2 separate regions of the Homo sapiens genome follow, and region 1 is linked to region 2. Evidence: chromatin contacts called from ENCODE Hi-C or POLR2A ChIA-PET data. All regions are on one chromosome and are shown on one strand. The core of a region is the stretch at or near the end of the contact, and the rest is flanking DNA. Distances in the headings are between cores, read along the strand shown.

Evidence for each region. Hi-C counts contacts between places; a loop is a spot of excess contacts on that map. ChIA-PET counts read pairs that join two places held with the same protein, here RNA polymerase II (POLR2A). Pooled maps may share reads with other maps.
Region 1: POLR2A ChIA-PET joins it to region 2 with 12 read pairs in naive thymus-derived CD4-positive, alpha-beta T cell. The contact joins two enhancer-like sites. A Hi-C loop is called at or near these places in 1 of 168 maps with a recorded cell type or tissue (mammary epithelial cell) and 7 of 50 pooled maps. POLR2A ChIA-PET finds 5 or more read pairs at or near these places in 3 of 52 experiments (BJ, HEK293 and naive thymus-derived CD4-positive, alpha-beta T cell).

The regions. Positions count from the first base shown.
Region 1 is chr19:47,072,456-47,078,627 of GRCh38, forward strand. ZC3H4 (zinc finger CCCH-type containing 4) reads right to left here. Exons shown (of 15, transcript NM_015168.2): 12 at 1-258. Among named protein-coding and RNA genes, the nearest start is that of TMEM160, 27 kb to the left of the region's middle. Within about 2 kb of position 2,901, at least 3 of the 41 ENCODE cell types and tissues checked have a DNase peak (open chromatin) inside an H3K27ac peak, as active enhancers do.
Region 2 is chr19:46,839,386-46,845,054 of GRCh38, forward strand. AP2S1 (adaptor related protein complex 2 subunit sigma 1) reads right to left here. Exons shown (of 5, transcript NM_004069.6): 3 at 80-193. Among named protein-coding and RNA genes, the nearest start is that of AP2S1, 8.6 kb to the right of the region's middle. Within about 2 kb of position 1,251, at least 14 of the 41 ENCODE cell types and tissues checked have a DNase peak (open chromatin) inside an H3K27ac peak, as active enhancers do.

The DNA.
Region 1 (6,172 bases), core at 1,651-4,150, 230 kb after region 2:
GGACAGTGGCTCATGCACCGGCATGGGCATCTGAGGGGGCCCGGGCGGTGGGGGAGGGGGAGGGGGCGGGGGCGGGGGGCCACCCTGCATGGGCCTGCCGTTGGGAGAGGTTGGAGCCTGCGGGCCAGGGGGCCGAGGAGGGGTGGGCAGGAGGCCCACACCAGGGGGCGGTTTGGGCAGGGGGTTGATGCCCTGCTTCTTCAGTTCCTCCACCTCCTTCTCATCCTCGGCACCTGCTTCTGCATCATCGGCCAACATCTGCGGGTGTGAAAGAACAAAAGAAGGTGTGGACGGGGTCAGGATGGAAACGGACCTCTCCAGGTCTGAGAGCTGAAGTTTATGAGGAAAAGTCCATAATACAAGGACCTTGAGATCTAAAGGCATAAAGACCACAATGGCTCTGTAACAAAAATCATCATCAGCCACCTCTCTGCTCCACTCTCGGGGACCAGCTGGTAGAGGGGGGGCCATTCCTGCTCTATGGCAAAATACACATAACAAAGCATACTGTTTAACCATTTAAAGTGAACGATTCAGCTGGGCGCAGGGACTCACATCTGTAATCCCAGCACTTTGGGAGGCCGAGGTGGGTGGATCACTTGAGGCCAGGAGTTCAAGACCAGTCTGGCCAACATGGCAAAACCCCATCTCTACTAAAAATACAAAAATTAGCCAGGCATGGTAGTGCACGCCTGTAGTCTCAGCTACTCGGGAGGCTGAAGCAGGAGAATCACTTGAACATGGGAGGCAGAAGCTGCAGTGAGCCAAGATCGCACCACTGCACCCCAGCATGGACAACAGAGGAGACTCTGTCTCAAAAATAAATAAATAATGCCAGACGTGGTGGCTCATGCTTGTAATCCCAGCACTTTGGCAGGCTGAGGTGGGCAGATCACCTGAGGTCAGGAGTTTGAGGCCAGCCTGGCCAACATGGTGAAACCCCATCTCTACTAAAAATACAAAAAAAATAGCCGGGCATGGTGGTGGGCACCTGTAATCCCAGCTACTCAGGAGGCTGAGGCAGAAGAATCGCTTGAACCTGGGAGGCGGAGGTTCCAGTGAGCCGAGATCACACTACTGCACTCCAGCCTGAGCGACAGAGCCAGACTCCATCTCAAAAAACAAAAACAAAACAAAGTGAACGATGCAGTGGCATTTGGCACATTAACAATGTTATGTAACCGCCACCTCTATATAGTTCCAGCACATTTTCATCACCCCCAAAAGAGACCCTGTACACACTAAGCAATCGCTCCCCACCCTCTACCCCCAGCCCCCGGCAGCCACTCTGCTTTCCGTCTCTGCGGACCTGCCCCTGCTGGACAGCTCCTGCGAACAGACTCATGCGCTGTGTGCGATGGGCGCTTTCACTTAGCAAAGTGCATCTATCTACAACACTGCTACATCTATCAGTATGTCACTCTGTTTTTTATGGCTGAATCATATTCCCCTGTCATGTTTGGATTTTAAGGGCCTCTGATCTCAACTCCTGACCATGACCCTTAGGGCCTAAGAGCAGGGGTGGGTGTCTGGGTGTCTAGGTATCTGGGGACGACTGGGTAGCTTCCTGGCAGCTTCATTTCCTCCCACGATCCCGACTCCTCCACCCCAACCACCCAGCCTCGTTTCAGTGCAATGAGCAGCCAAGCTCTCCCCTACAGGGCCAGGACCAGCTTCCCCCAGGTTTTTATTTTTCCTGTTATTCCCATGTGGCTCAACGTCACTCAACTGTTGAGGTCCCTCATTAGATGTCAATTCATAGTGTCTGTCCAGTCTCCTGTATTCACTACTGGGTCACCAGGAGTTCTCTGCCAACACTGCCTATGCCTTGTCGGATTATTCAGTCATTCCCATGTTCATCCTGGCTCAACCTCCCCATCAACTCCAAGAGGGCAGGACTGTTTCTTCCCTGCTATATCCCCAGGGCCCCCACGAGACCTGATACAGGGCAGACGCCCAGTGAGTGAATGAGAAATGTCAAAATCTCAACTGGACTAGAATGTCTCATCAGTTAGGATAGCGTGCAGAAAAGTGACACAGGAGGCCTGGCTGCTCTCCTTGGAAGGCCTGCTTGCAAGGCTAGGCCTCGGCTGGTGTCTGGGAAGCTGCATTTTGGGAGGGCTCCCAGCATTCACTGTCCAGTAAGAGGGGCTCACTGCATCTAAACTGTTTCTGCAACCAATGCAGTTTGTGCTGAATGCCTGCTTTGCCCCCCAAATCTGGAATTTTGGTCCATGCTGGGCAGAGGCTGCCTAGGTGAGCAGCCTAGTGAAAACCCTGGGCGCTGAGCAAGTCTCCTCGCAGACAGCATGCCACTCGTGCTGTCACAACTGGAGGAGGGCAGCGTGGCCCCTGCGAGTCCACAGGAAGAGGATGCGCCTGCTTCCTCCAGGCGCCCTCATGTACTCATTCCCAGGGCTGAGTTTGCCTGTGTCCCTTCACCGCAGTTAACATCTTGGCCGTGAGTCCCCCAGCAAGTTGCTCTGGGTCATCTTGGGGACCCCAGCACAGATCCCTTAGTTGGTCCTAACACAGGGTCATCAAGATAAACTAGTCCTGCCCCTCTGCCCAGGAACAGCAAGGCGGACAGAAACAGGACCCCCTGGTGGGGGTTGTGCATTCGCAGTTTTCCCTTCTCCTAGCCATTAGCAATGGTATCTGGACCCTGGAACCCCAGGGTCCAATAAGAATGTGGCTTCATGGAGGAGGTGTGGAAAACGACGCGGTGGAACCCCTCTGTCCTTCTGAACCCTGATATTCCAGGGGTGGTCAGCGTGTGAACCAGCAGCACAGGGGGACCCGTGGAGGCAGAACCCGCATTCTGCCCTTTGAGCGTGGGCACCACCACCTGAGATGAGCCTTGCTGGGAGGGCCCAGAGCCTTGCGCCAGCTGCTTTCAACACTGCCACGGGCTCACTTCCTCCTGGCCCAAGGGCCCTTCCTCAACTGTGTGTGGGGCCATGGCTTGCGCTGCAGCTGCCACCCTGCATCTCCCTCCTCCTCCTCCTCTTCAGTCCCCACTGCCGCACATCCTGGGGCCGCCAGTGTCACCTCCTCACAAAGCCTCTTGAATGTCTGCCTCCTGAATAGAGCCCAGCTAGAGTCCTGGGCTCCCACACTTATTCTTCACGGCCTGATCCCCACGTGTGTGTGCGCACACACACATACACACACACACTCACACTCCCCATGTGTCATCAGCATCCGCCCAAGGACCTAACCCTGCCTCCTCAGCACCCCCAGTGCCTGGCACAAACAAGGCACAGAGATTTATTGAGTGAACGACTAAGCAAGGAACACAAACCAATGCATTCCCTGGAATCCAGAGGCTGGGTCCAGTGCAGAGGAGAAAGGAGCTCAGGCCCTGAATGGTTGACTCCACCATGGAGTCAACTGCGGAGTCAACCCAAACTGCCCATCGGTCCTGCCAGCACAGACCCTGTGGAGGGCACCTCTGTCCCTGGCCCCTCCACCAGCAAAGACACCAGCTGAGACAACTAGCACCCCGCTAGGTGCCAAAACCTCTCTAGCCAGGACAGACTATCAGTGATCACAGTTTCCAACAGTCAGTCACCTTCTGCAAGCAATAAGTAACACTTGTAGAGGTGCAGAGGCATGTGGGCTGAGCCCCATTAGGCCATGTGAATAAGCTCCAGGCCACTGGTCACCAACGCTGTTGCCTCGAACTGGAAACAACTCAAATGTCCTTCAACGGATGACTGGATAAACAAACACAGATCATCCGCTCAGTGGGACACTACACAGCAACAAATGGTAATGAACTGTTACTTGCAACAACGGGTGAACCTCAAAGGCTTCATGCCAAGTGCAAGAAGCCAGACTCAACACATGCACGCGTGCGCGCGCGCGCACACACACACACACACACACTCACACTCTTAAAGCCTGTTTACCCCATAATTCTATTTATATGATTTGCTTGAAAAAGCAAAACCAAAAGACAGACCCTGATCCACGGTTGCCAGGCACTGGAGATGTGGGGTGGCATTTACTATAAAGGACACAGCAGAGTTTCTGGGGTGATGGAATGGGTTTCCTAGATCCATCTTGTGGGGTGGTGACATGACTCAATGTGTTTGTCAAAACTCATAGAACCAGGCCAAGCGCAGTGGCTCACGCCTGTAATCCCAGCACTTTGGGAGGACGAGGTAGGTGGATTACGAGGTCAGGAGTTCAAGACCAGCCTGACCAAGATGGTGAAACCTTATCTCTACTAAAAATACAAAAATATTAGCTGGCCGGGCGCAGTGGCTCACACCTGTAATCCCAGCACTTTGGAAGGCAGAGCCGAGCAGATCACGAGGTCAGGAGTTCGAGACCAGCCTGATCAACATGGTGAAACCCTGTCTCTACTAAATATATAAAAATTAGCCGGGCGTGGTGGCACACACCTGTAATCCCAGCTACTCAGGAGGCTGAGGCAGGAGAATCGCTTGAACCTGGGAGGCGGAAACTACAGTGAGCCAAGGTTGCACCACTGCACTCCAGCCTGGGTGACAGAGCAAGACTCCGTCTCAAAAAAAAATTTTTTCAAAAAAACATTAGCTGGATGTGGTGGCGGGCCTCTGTAATCCCAGCTACTCAAGAGGCAGAGAACTGCTTGAACCTGGGAGGCGGAGGTTGCAGTGAGCCAACACTGCACTACTGCACTCCAGCCTGGACGACAGAGCGAGATTCCGTCTTGGAAAAAAAAAACAACTCACAGAACTATATATCAGGTGCGGTGGTTCATGCCTGTAATCCCAGCACTTTGGGAGGCCTGCGGGTGGATCACCTGAGGTCAGGTGTTCGAGACCAGCCTGGCTAACATGGTGAAACCCTGTCTCTACTAAAAATACAAAAATTAGCCAGGCGTGTGTCAGGCACCTGTAATCCCATCTATTCAGGAGGCTGAGACAGGAGAATCACTTGAACCCAGGAGGCGGAGGTTGCAGTGAGCCGAGATCGCATCATTGCACTCCAGCCTTGGCAACAAGAGTGAAACTCCGTCTTAAAAAAAAAAAAAAACTGGTACCAAAGAGGACACACAAAAACATAGATAAAATGCTAAGAACTGCTTAAAGCACTCAGATAAATTTAGAAGGTATGGATTCTCAGCTAGGCATGGTGGCTCACGCCCGTTATCCCAGCACTGTGGGAGGCCAAGGCGGGCGTGGATCACCTGAGGTTGGGAGTTCGAGACCAGCCTGACAAACGTGGAGAAACCCCGTCCCTACTAAAAACACAAAAAATGAGCCGGGCGTGATGGCACATGCCTGTAATCTCAGCTACTCAGGAGGCTGAGGCAGGAGAATCGCTTGAACCTGGGAGGCGGAGGTCGTGGTGAGCCAAGATCGCGCCACTGTGCTCCAGCCTGGGCAACAAGAGCAAAACTCCGTCTCAAACAAAAAAAAAAAAAAAAAAGAAGGTATGGATTTTCAGGAAAAAGGTCTGTGTGCATACTCCAAAGCAGAAATCTACAACCCTCTAAGTTTTGCAAACATCAAGTTTTGCTTTCAGAAAATATTGCTCTCTACAGAATTTACTTTTAACGGACTCAAGTACCATTATACTTAATCTCTGTTGGCTTCACAGGTGCCCACTTCCATGAAGCCAAGGGAGATCAAATATAATCCCAATGCCACTTAAAAAATTTTTTTTCCAGCCGTTGAAACTACATACAAAAAGCCCCCCTAAACTATCTCTATTTTTTTCATTATTTTTTATTATTTCCTAAAATTATGTTTGGCGATAAATGAGATATATTGTTAAAATTAATTTCACGAGGTAGGTGGCTTATTTCAGGTCAGGAGTTTGAAACCAGCCTGGCCAACATGATAAAACCTCATCTCTACTAAAAATACAAAAATTAGCCAGGCACGGACGGGCATGGTGGCTCACACCTGTAATCCCGGCACTTTGGGAGGCCAAGGCAGGAGAATCGCTTGAACCCAGGAGGCGGAGGTTGCAGTGAGCCGAGACCACGCCCACTGCACTCCAGCCTGGCAACAGAGCGAGACTCCGTTTCAAAAAAAACAAAAAATTAGCCAGGCGCATTGGTGCACACCTGTAACCCCAGCACTTTGGGAGGCCGGGGCGGGTGGATCACCTGTCGAGGTGGGTGGATCAGGAATTCGAGACCAGCCTGGCCAACATGGTGAAACCCTGTCTC
Region 2 (5,669 bases), core at 1-2,500:
AGGGAGGGTTCCCAGGCCTTGGGGGCCACTCCAGGGCTGCCCACCCGCCTCCCCACCTTACATCCCTCTCCCGCCGTACCTCCACGAAGTTGTGAATGGCCTCCAGGTAAGCCAGGTTGTTGTCATTGACATCCACACAGATGCAGAAGTAGAGGCCAGCATAGCGGCGGTAAATGATCTTAAAGTTCCGGAACTGCAGAACAGAGAGGCTGTCAGCAACGGAGATTGCCAGGACCTAACGTGCCAGACAGAGTGGGGCCAAAACATTCACTCCTTCACTCCATACGTGGTCCCGAGGCCCAGCTCTGTGCCTGGCCCTGTGCTGGGGTCACAGCAGTGACCGAGACAGCCCTAACCCTGCTCACAGTGCAGCGGGGGCAGGCATCCCCAGAATGGACAGGATGGGCTGTGAGAGCCCAAAGAGGGTGCCTAACCCCCTCTGATCCTGGAGAGTCAGGAGGGCTTCCTGGAGGAGGGGGTATCGGAGCTGAGAGCTGGAGGATAGGCAGGAATGTTCTAAGCAGATAGCAAAAGCCCGGGGCTGGGCGGGAGCCTGACGTGTTCAATAGTGTCCATGCAACCTTGCCACTCCCTTCTGTGACTTCCTGCTACCTCTGGAGACAGTCACATCCCTTAGCCTGGAATTAATTAACTCAATTATTTAACAAATACTTCCTGAGCAGCTACTCTATGCCAGGCCTGTGATAGGCAGTGTGGGGAGGAGGGTTACCACTGCCACCAAGACGATCCTGGGTCCTTGTCCTGCCCTCACTGAAATGCGATATACACAGTTAGCAATAGTAACACAGACACACACCGTGAACAAACATGCCAGGATCAGGGACATGGATTCTCATTTTATGCGCGTGTTAAGTAGACAAAGACAGATATATATGCATACTGGGTTGCAAAGTACAATGTCTTTGGCCAAAACCTGAAAATCCAGTTCAGTTCTATATGTTCTCAATGTCAGGTTCATTACAAAAAAAAAAAAAAAAAAAATCCCAGCACTCCAGGAGGCCGGGCGAGAGGATCACTTGAGCCCAGGAGTTTCAGGCCAGCTTGGGCAACATGGTGAAACCCCATCTATACAAAAGTACAAAACTTAGCTGGGTATGGTGGCGTGTACCTGTGGTCCCAGCTACTCGGGAGGCTGAGGTGGGGAGATGACCTGAGCCTGGGAGGTCAAAGCTGCTGTGAGCCACGTTCCCATCACTGCACTCCAGCCCGGGAGACCCTGTCTCAAAAAACACAAAAAAACAGCAGCTCTAGGTCTGGGGTGTGCCTGTGTCGCCACCTGCTGACAGCTATGAGTGCCAGCATCAGTCTTCGGCATTTTTTTTTTTTTTTTTTTTTGAGTCTGGCTCTGACGCCCAGGCTGGAGAGCAGTGGCTCGATCTCGGCTCACTGCAATCTCTGCCTCTTGGGTTCAAGCGATTCTCCTGCCTCAGTCTCCCGAGTAGCTGGGATTACAGGCGCGCCACCACACCCAGCTAATAGCTTTTTACTCATTTTTTCAGCTCAATCTCTTGTTCATTGCTATACTCCAAGCATGTTTTCAGGGTTTTTTTTGTTTTTTGGTTTTTTTGAGACAGTCTCACTCTGTCGCCCAGGCCAGAGTGCAGCGGCGCAATCTTGGCTCACTGCAACCTCTGCCTCCCAGGTTCAAGCAATTCTCCTGCCTCAGCCTCCTGAGTAGCTAGGAATACAGGTGTGCACCACCACGCCTGGCTAATTTTTGTATTTTTAGTAGAGATGAGGTTTTACCATGTTGGCCAGGCTGGTCTCCAACTCCTGACCTCAGATGATCCACCTGCCTCTGCCTCCCAAAGTGCTGGGATTACAGGCGTGAGCCCAGCCTGAGTATGTTTTCTGGTGTGATTACAGTAAGGCCTACATGTAATCCACGGGTAAATGAGCTGACACTGATCATCAGTGCTCCTCTCTTCTTGCAATCCAGCTTTTCTGGCTCTCACCCTCCTCCGCCTCCAGCTACTGCTCCATCTTTCCAGCCTCCCTTCCTGTTTTAAATTTCGAGGCTTCTCAGGGATCTGCTGCAGACCCCCATCTCTCCTCCAGCTACATTCTCTCAGAGAAGCACATTCTCTCATCCTGCAGGCTGGGGCAGGTGTCCCCTCTGAACATCCCACGCCACTGCCCCACCCCTGCCCTGCCCCAGCCTGACCACTGCTGGTCGCCACTGTCTGGGGATGGGTCTGTCTCCCCATTGGACTGAGCCTGTGGGGGAAGCTGGAGCTGTCACACTGTGTCCTCCATGTTGCCCTGCAAAGGGCTGGCACAGGTAATGGCCCCCAAAGACATCCACATCCTAATCCCACACCCTGTGAATATGGGACCTTATATGGCAAAAAGGGACTCTGCAGTCTCAACTTGTGACGAAGTTAAGAAGCATGAGATGGGGCGATAATCCTGGATGGTTCAGGCGGGACCAATGTCCTCACTGGGCTGCTAATAAAGGAAAGCGGGAGGCGGGACAGTGCGAGTCAGACAGAGATTGGACGACGGCCAGGTGCCGGGCCTCATGCCTATCATCCCAGCACTTTGGGAGGCCAAGGCTTGATCTCAGGAGTTCAAGAGCAGTTTAGGCAACATATCAAGACCCATCTCTATAAAACATACAAAAAATTAGTTGGGCGTGGTGGCAGGTCCCTGTAGTCCCAGCTACTCAGGAGTCTGAGGTGGGAGGATCCCTTGAGCCTGGGAGGCGGAGGCTGCAGTGAGCTATGATTGCACCACTGCACTCCGGCCTGGGGCACAGAGTGAGACCCTGTCTCAAATAATAATAATAATAACAAGAGGGATAGCCCGCATCTTCCAGTTGCCTACTCCTCCCTTTGATCTTCACTCACAAGTCCCCTCCAGGAAGCCCTCCAGACCCCCAGGCTGGGTCAGGTGCCCTCCCCCAGCCAGGCTCCTCGATCCCAGCCCTGCCTACTGTGGTTGTCACTGTCTAGGACAGGCTTGTGTTCCTTCCTGGGCTATGAGTCCCAAAGCAGCACAAGGCTGTCTCAGTGCTGCTGTGAACCTAGCACTGGGCTGATCACAGAGGAGGCACACAGAAACATTAGGTGAATACATGCACAAAGGAACAACTGAATGAATGGGCGGGCCTGGATCCTGGAGGCATGGAGGAACTCAAGACCTGAGGGTCAGCCTCCTCTGTAACATTCTCATTTGCCCAGCCGGACTTTCCGGCTGCCCCTGTATCATTGGGCCTCACTGACCCCTCCCGCGCCCCAGCCCTCAGCACAGGACCAGCCACTACATTAGCAGCAAGGTGCCCACACAGCCAGAACACCCGACACCCAGTTCCTCTCCCCCTTCCCACCTGCTGCTCTTGGTGACACCACCAGTGACCTCCTCCTGGAGAGGTAAGTCCAACCCTGTCCCCCTCCTGGCTGCTGGGACACCCAATCTCTTGGTTCTCCTCTCCCTCATCTCTCTGCCTGCAGACGTGGCCCTCTGGTGCTCTCCTCGGTCTATCCTCACTTCCCCGGTGAGCTCCTTGGCCTCGGTTTCCCTCTATGTGCAGAAATGCCGTTTCCATATCCTACCCAGCTCTCTCCAAGAACCCTGACTCGTCACTTCTTCCTGGACATCTCTGCTGGGATGTGGACGATACTCGGGGCCAGACCCCCAACACTTCCCTCCTGATCTTCACCTCCGCCTGCCCTTCCCATCTGCCCATATCAGATAATGACAGCTCCATCCTACCCGGGGGCTCAAGTGGGAAATCTAATTGTCGCCCTGGCTCTGCTTTCTCTCACATTCCACATCCAATTCTTGGCCATTCAGCTGGGTCCACCTCCAAAACGCTCCTGGCCACACCGACGGCTTCCATGCTGGTCCGGTCACCAGCATCTCCCACCTGGACCACTGCAGCCACCTCTCTCCGAGCAGTCTCCTCTATGCTCTTGCCCTATAGCGCAGCCTCAAGTCGGCCAATGGCCATGCTCTGCTCAAAACCCTCCATGGTTCAAGACCAGCCTGGACAACATAGCAATACCCCATCTCTACGAAAAATTTAAAAATTAGCCAGGCGTGGTCACTCATGGCTGTAATCCTAGGACTTTGGGAAGCTGCGGTGGGCGGATCGCTGGAGCTCAGGAGTTCGAGACCAGCCTGGGCAACATGGCGAAACCCTGTCTCTACCAAAAATACAAAAATTAGTACGGCATTGGTGGCACATGCCAATGGTCCCAGCTACTCGGGAGGCTGAGGTGGGAGAATTGCTTGACCCCGAGAGGCAGAGGTTGCAGTGAGCTGAGATCGCACCACTGCACTCTAGCCTAGGTAACAGAGTGAGAACCCACCTGAAAAGAAAAAAAAATTTAAAAATTAGATGGGCATGGAGGTGCATGCCTGTAGTCCCAGCCACTTGGCAAGCTGAGGTGGGAGGCTTGCTTGAGCCTGGGAGGGTACAGTGAGCTGTAATTGCACCACTGTACTCTAGCCTGGGAGACAGAGCAAGACCGTGTCTCTAAAAAACACCAAAAAACAAAAACAACCTTTCTTTTTTTTTTGAGAGGAGTCTTGTTCTGTTGCCCAGGCTGGAGTGCAATGGCACGATCTCGGCTCACTGCAACCTCTGCCTCCTGGATTCAAGCGATTCTCCTGCTTCAGCCTCCCGAGTAGCTGGGACTACAGGCACCCACGACCAGGCCCGGCTAATTTTTGTATTTTTAGTAGAGACGAGATTTCATCATGTTGGTCAGGCTGGTCTCCTGACCTTGTGATCCACCCACCTTGGCCTCCCAAAGTGCTGGGATTACAGGAGTGAGCCACCGCGCCCGGCCGGCAAAAACAACTTTTCTACGGCTCCCATCTGACTCATAGTAAGAGCCCAAGTCTTCCCTGCAGCCCTGCACCAAGAGATTACCCTGTTATCTTCTCTCTTTCATCTCCTCCCCTTCCTGGCTGCATTCCTGCTATCCCTGGAACGCCCTAAGTATTCTCCTGCCCCAGGGACTTTACACTTGCTGTTCCCTTGGCTTGAAATGTTCCTCTCAGACATTGGCTCCTTCCTCCCCGTCAAGTCCTTCAGGTCTTGGCTCCAATGTCACCTTTTCAGCAATGCCATCCTAACCAAACCATTTAAACCTGCATCCTGGCTGGGCGCAGTGGCTCATGCCTGTAATCCCAGCACTTTGGGAGGCCGAAGCAGGCAGATCACTTGAGCTCAAGAGTTTGAGACCAGCCTGGGCAACATGGTGAGACCCCATCGCTACCAAAAATACAAATATTAGCTGGGCTTGGTAGTGCACAAGCCTGTAGTCCCAGCTACTCAGGAGGCTGAGGTGGGAGGGTAGCTTGAACATAGGAAGTCAAGGCTGCTGTGAGCCATGTTCGTGCCACTGCACTCCCGCCTGGGTGACAGAATGAGCTCCTGTTTCAAAAAAAATTTTTTAAAGAGGGACAGGCATGGTGGCTCACGCCTGTAATCCCAGCACTTTGGGAGGCCAAGGCGGGTGGATCACTTGAGATCAGGAGGTCAAGACCAGTCTGACCAACATGGTGAAACCCCATCTCTACTAAAAATACAAAAATTAGCCAGGCGTGGTGGCGAGCACCTGTAATCCCAGCTCCTAGGGAGGCTGAGGCAGAGAATAGCTTGAACCCTGGAGGAGGTTGCAGTGAGCCAAGATTGC